Linked DNA regions of Homo sapiens: region 1 is linked to region 2. Evidence: chromatin contacts called from ENCODE Hi-C data. All regions are on one chromosome and are shown on one strand. The core of a region is the stretch at or near the end of the contact, and the rest is flanking DNA. Distances in the headings are between cores, read along the strand shown.

Region 1 (2,854 bases), core at 211-2,710, 300 kb after region 2:
TTTGATGCCATCATACATGGTATGTACCTCGAGTGGCTCACTGCTAGTATACAGAAACATAACCCATTTTGGTACATTGTCCTTGTATCCCGTGACCCTGTAAACCTCACGGTTTAGTCCTACTGGCTTGTCATTTATTCCCTGGGAATTTCTATAGATAATTATGTTGTCTCCAGGTACAGTTTTACTTCCTCCTTTCCAGTCTGTCCATCTTTTCTTTTTGCTTCCCTAATTATACTGGTGAAGATCTCCAGTACAGTGCAACCAGGGGTGCAGGGAACAGACACCCTGCCTGGTCTCCATGTCAGGGATGCAGTCCGTCCACCTTGTATTATATCAGCTGGTTTTCTGCAGGTATCATTTAGCTGGTTGAGGAAGTTCTCTTCTCTTCCTAGCTTGCTGAGAACTTTAAATCACAAACGAGTCTTGGATTGTTACAAATGGTTGTGCTGTTCGCCTACAGAGATGGCCTGCACCCCCTTTCATTCTACTGAAACAGGTGATTTTCCAAAGAGAAGCAAGCATCCTGCATTCCCAGATGGGCTCCAGCCTCACGCCATCTTTCCCACTGGCCTCTCTGTATTACTCCTCCTCCCCCTCCTGTGCCCGAGGTCTTGCCGAGGATGACACGTACCTCAAAGGGTGTGTGCTGGCCTCCGCTTTCCTCACCCGTAAGTCACTCCCCGAGACAGACCATGCTCCTGGGAGACCAAGCTGATCACATCGCTGCCTCCAGACACACGCCTCGCACTGCTGCTAACTCCCTCAGCCCAACTTCCAGCACCCTAAGGATGAGGGTGTCCACACCACACTCCCGGCACTGGCATCCTGCCCTTCCCCACGTGTGTTCACGCAGGCTCATCCACACGCACTGTGTCCCTCCTTGCCTGTGACTTCAAAGTCGTAGAAACTAACATGCCCCCAGCCTGCGTGAACCCGTGTGCTGCACATGTCACATGTGCCCAGGCCTGTGTGACACATAAGGACCTCGTTCCACAGGGTCTTCCCATGGTTTCACTGACCCACCCCAGCCAGCCTGCCCAGCCTCCTCTCCTAAGACATAAGAAGCCCTACATGGGGAAGAGGGTGACCAGGCCACTCTCTCCTGGGGCTCAGCCAGGGTTTATCCAAGCCCGGGGCGAGGCCGAAGAGCCCTCTGAGGACTGCAGGACGTCAGCACCCTGTCCTTAGGGAAGGGCCCACACAAAGGACGTCTGACCTCAACGCCAGGAGCTCACAGCCCAGAGCCCACAGGCCTGAGGGCCCCAGGACACTGGTCAGAAACAAGGCAGGCATGGGACAGCCAGAAGCGCCCCCCTGAAGGCAGTCAGGAACAGTGGCCACAAGCCCCTCACATCCCCATCGACCAAAACCCCAGTGTCAGCAAGCAAGTCCCATGGTGGGAGAGCAGCGGTCCACTAGGCCAGAGAGACCCAAGGGAAGCTGCTGTGGGAAGGATCACCAAGGCGGGGGCACCACCTAGTGGCAGCAGCTCCTCCACACCCACGGGGCCTCGGGCCTCGGCAAGCCCCAAATCCCAGCAAAGCCTGGGCCCGAAGGCAAGCAGACGCCAGCCCACCCGGCACAGGCCCAGGGCACTCCCAGCCACAGAGCCCTCTGCTTCCAGGACATCTGATGTCACCTCAGGTCCCCACGGCTGAGAGGAGGGGATCCCCAAGCTCGCCCACAGAGGCACGCATGTCTCCACACAAGAACAGCAAATGCACTCAGCCCTCCCATGGGGGCCCCCGTGGCCCCAGCTTCTCACCACATCTGTGTCCCTGTCGCCGACTTCACCACCACATTCAATGCTGCCAGACACGGGAAATTCCTAAGAACTACCCCAAACCTGGTCCCTAAAAACAGAAAAGAAAGCCCAGTGCATCTCAGGTTTACCCAGAAATCCACTTTGGTTTTTGTTTTTGTTTTTTAGAGACAGGGACTCACTCAGTCACTGGAGTGCAGTGGTGCAATCACAGCTCCTCCTGGGCTCAGGTGATCCTCCCACCTTAGCCTCCTGAGTAGCTGGGACTACAGGTGCACACCACTGAGCACCGCTAATTTTTGTTTTGGTACACACGGGGTCTCAACTGCGTTCCCCAGGCTGATCTCAAACATCTAGGCTCGAGCAATCCCCCTGCGGCAGCCTCCCAAACCACTGGGACTACAGGTGTGAGCCACTGTGCGCAGCCAGAAATGCACACGTTTACCAAACCCTCCCGGTGATTCTAGGAGCCGTATTCGGGACCGCCAGCCCGCATTCCCGTGGACTCTCTAGGAGCCGTATTCGGGACCGCCAGCCCGCATTCCCGTGGACTCTCTAGGAGCCGTATTCGGGACCGCCAGCCCGCATTCCCGTGGACTCTCTAGGAGCCGTATTCGGGACCGCCAGCCCGCATTCCCGTGGACTGCGGCATGAGCACCACCCCACTGACGTCCAGCGTGAGTCACCCGAGATCACGGCCTGATGCAGAACCACACTCAGACACCCGCCCTGTGGAGCACAACACAAGGAGCAGCGGGGAGCCCTGAAGGGGCCCAGGCATGGCAGGCAACCCAGCACGTGAGGAAACCTGCCCTCTACCAGGCCCACAGCCAAGGCCAACGCAGGAGACTAGGGGTCGACCCCCACAGCGAGGACGGCTCCATCCACCTTCCTGGCCATCAGCCTCCGGCTGCTCAGAGAGGACGCTCGCACCAGCCCCTCTCCAACTCACAGGGCCCTCCACAAGTACACGATCACGTCGGATCTTCACACGCAGTTGGGGAGAAGAGCTCCGTGTCCCCCTTTCAATAAAGAGAACACTGGCCCAGAGCAGCGCAGTGACTTGACACAGGTCTTACTGTTGGTGGC
Region 2 (3,013 bases), core at 351-2,850:
TTTCAACGCTCTGTCCTCACCAACCCTCCCTGGCACCACCTCTGCTCGGGGTCTTTCTTTACTAGAGTCCAAATTCTACTTCCTGTCACCCTCCTCTCCCTCCTCCTCAGGCCCCAGGGGTCTTTCTTTTGACGCAGAGCCCAGCTTCGGAAGGGGAGCACTGCCCCCGGCGCAGTCACTTGCAGAGTCAGAGCCCAGCTTCGGAAGGGAAGCGCCATTGCCCAGCACAGTCACTCGTGTGCAGCCCAGGTGTTCTGTCCTCTGCCGCTACAAGTCCACAGTCCTCCCAGACACCCCAGGCACACTCAGAACGCATGGTGCTCATTTCTGCTGCCACAATGTGGCGGGCACATTTGCCTTCTGCCAGGGGACGATGTTCACCAGCGAACTTCTGCAAGGCCAGACTCCGGCGTCACCTCCAGATGAGGCCCCTCTTGGGCATCCCAACCCTCTCCAGTCCGGCGTCACCTCCAGAACAGGCCCCTCTTGGGCATCCCAACCGTCTCCAGTCTGGCGTCACCTCCAGATGAGGCCCCTCTTGGGCATCCCAACCCTCTCCAGTCCGGCGTCACCTCCAGATGAAGCCCCTCTTGGGCATCCTATCCCTCTCCCCTGGACTGGGTCTGAACCTCTGCGGCACACACACGCCTTTCCAGCTGCGGCCACCTTTGCAGGGCTGCTTCCCTCACTGTGTGAGCTGCCTGAAGGCAGGGGCTGGGCCTCACCTGTCCAACCCGCCCTCCATGCAGCTGCAGGGCAGAAGTGGTGGGAGTGGGCTGGGTTCCACATCCCCTCAGACACTTGTCGGGGGTCTGGGGGCTGACGGGAACCATGGCCAAACCCAGAAGTCTGCAGGAGTACACATAGCTGTCGGGATAGTTTCCTTCTGACCCAAAATCCTGAAGTGGGGGAAACTGGGGTGGCAGGGGTCCAGATGGCGGCAGGGGCCCTGCGTGCGGGTACAGACCCCAGAACCAGCCAGCTCCGTGTGTGTCAGCAGTGGAAACCGCAAGGCCAGCCCTGTCGACTGGATGAAGGATGGCCATCTGAGAGACAGACAGCAAATGGGGGCATGTGTGGCTCAAAAGGAAAACTTAACCTATCCTTTTGGGGAACATGAGCTGAGAAACTCTGGTAAAAGGAAGCAGTTGGGGTCAGAGGTGACTCCTCCTGTTTGGGTGAGGTGAGGCAGGCGGCAGGTGTGGGCACCAGGAGAGATAAGAATGGGTGGCCACTGCAGAGACTGCAGGCCCTGCACGGAGATGCCAGCCCACAGAGGGCAAGGGGTGCCCATCCTCTCACGGCTCCTCCTGGCACAGGCAGGGCTGCGGTCCCTGCCGCCGATGCATCAGAGCCACCGGGACCCTGTGCTCCCCATCCCTGCACCAGTGGGGGAACGGTCCTCAGAGCACTCCCCTCTCATCCCACCAGCTCCAGGCAGACCCAGCCTCACAGGCCCACAGCCAGGGCCCCTGTGCAGGCAGGGAGCCCACCGCGCACGCACCTCCCAGAGCCAGAAACACTCCAGAGGGAGCAGTGCCCCACAGCGATATCACAGCCGAGTCAAGACGTGACCACAGAACACGGCCACCTCATCTGTTTCCGGAAGCTTCCCTCCAGGAACATGCCCAGCAGCTGGTCCGTGGAGAGAGGCCTGGGGTGGCGGCGGCGAGGTCCTGGGAGACGTGGGGGCGGGGCTGTGTGGGCTCCGGCCGCTTTGCATGCCGCGTTCATGATTAATTTCCCACCGAGGCTTGCAGAACCTCAGCTCCCCGGCAGGCGAGCCCCCTCTGAGAAGAGGGAAGCCTTTCCAGAGCTCATCTTTTATTGACTGGGTCATTTTCGAGTCAATCTGTCTGCTTTCGGCAAGACGAGAGTTTTAAATCTCCTGTCTCTTTTCCCCTTTTGGAGATGTGGCAGTCTATGAAAACCTGCTAATGTAGGCAGCGAGGCCTCGGATTCCTATGTAATGAACTCTTCAGATAGCAGGAGACTCGGGAAGAGGACACGGAACTGCTCCAGTAATTGGAGCAGCCAGACACAGGGCTCTGGAAGGAGAGGGGCAAGGAGCAGGGTTCTGGGCGGGGTGGGTGCAGGGAGGACCCCTGAGTGCTGAGGAGCACTCCACCCGGAGGAAGCGGCCTGGGGTGGCGTGGGGTGGGGGATCCATCAGGGCAGACGGGCTCTGCATGAGGAGGAATCCGCGCGTGCACGCCCGGCCTGGAGAAGGGAACCGTCGGGGGAGGCTCTCTGAGGCCAAAGGCTTTACCTTCTGGGAGCTGTAGCGGCAGCCAGGCCCCTTGCTCCCCCAGGTCCTGGAGATGGCCCTGGCGTCCTGGGGGTTGGCGTGGGGTCAGCAACCTGGGACCTCGCAGGGGCTCTGGCTCTAGAAGTGGCGGGGAGGGGGAGCCCTCGGCTGACACCATGAGGATTTCATGATTTACAGCTGCTATGGGGGGAGGGAGAGCAGCCCCCAGTGGCCTCTCCCCCAGGACAAAGCTGAGGCTGAGAGGGAAGCAGCTGGTCGGGGACACAGCAGAGCCACTGGGGCTGCAATGCAGGCCGTCCGGATTCCGTGGGGAGTGGAGGGGAGGCTCCCTGGCTGCCTCCGCCATACAGACTTCACCCCTATGGGAAGAATCCTGCAGGAAACGCCACAGACTCAGTCATGCCCCCTCACAGTTCCTCCTGGGCCCTGCTTGGAGTCCTGGGTGGCCACGCTGGAGGGAACGCCCCATGTCCTGCTGGACGCCATGCTGGGGGGGGAGAGGGTAGACAAGCTCCCAGGGCAGCGTGGGCAGGTCTCCCCCCCCAGCACGCCTGTCCACCTCTCCTCTCCTGCAAGCCCAGGCACCGCGTCCAGGTCCCAGGCCCGACCCCACAATGGGGGACATACTCTCCACTCTGCCACACGCCCTCACTGGCTCTTCCCAGCCCCCTCCCCTGGCCAGTGCTGGCCTGGAGGCCTCAGGACCTGGGAGTCGGAAGGAGGAGATGGCGCTGTGATGGGTGG

The links. Hi-C counts contacts between places; a loop is a spot of excess contacts on that map. Pooled maps may share reads with other maps.
Region 1: a map of heart left ventricle shows a loop between it and region 2 (2.1-fold over the local background). The contact joins two enhancer-like sites. A Hi-C loop is called at or near these places in 1 of 168 maps with a recorded cell type or tissue (heart left ventricle), 4 of 37 single-sample maps with no recorded cell type and 7 of 50 pooled maps.

What each region holds. Positions count from the first base shown.
Region 1 is chr7:2,208,179-2,211,032 of GRCh38, forward strand. The region is part of intron 10 of MAD1L1 (mitotic arrest deficient 1 like 1); the gene reads right to left. Among named protein-coding and RNA genes, the nearest start is that of MAD1L1, 23 kb to the right of the region's middle. RefSeq lists enhancers at 570-1,103, 1,599-1,748. Within about 2 kb of position 1,461, at least 2 of the 41 ENCODE cell types and tissues checked have a DNase peak (open chromatin) inside an H3K27ac peak, as active enhancers do.
Region 2 is chr7:1,911,216-1,914,228 of GRCh38, forward strand. The region is part of intron 17 of MAD1L1 (mitotic arrest deficient 1 like 1); the gene reads right to left. Among named protein-coding and RNA genes, the nearest start is that of MIR4655, 68 kb to the left of the region's middle. RefSeq lists enhancers at 422-922, 1,100-1,733, 1,734-2,367. Within about 2 kb of position 1,601, at least 2 of the 41 ENCODE cell types and tissues checked have a DNase peak (open chromatin) inside an H3K27ac peak, as active enhancers do.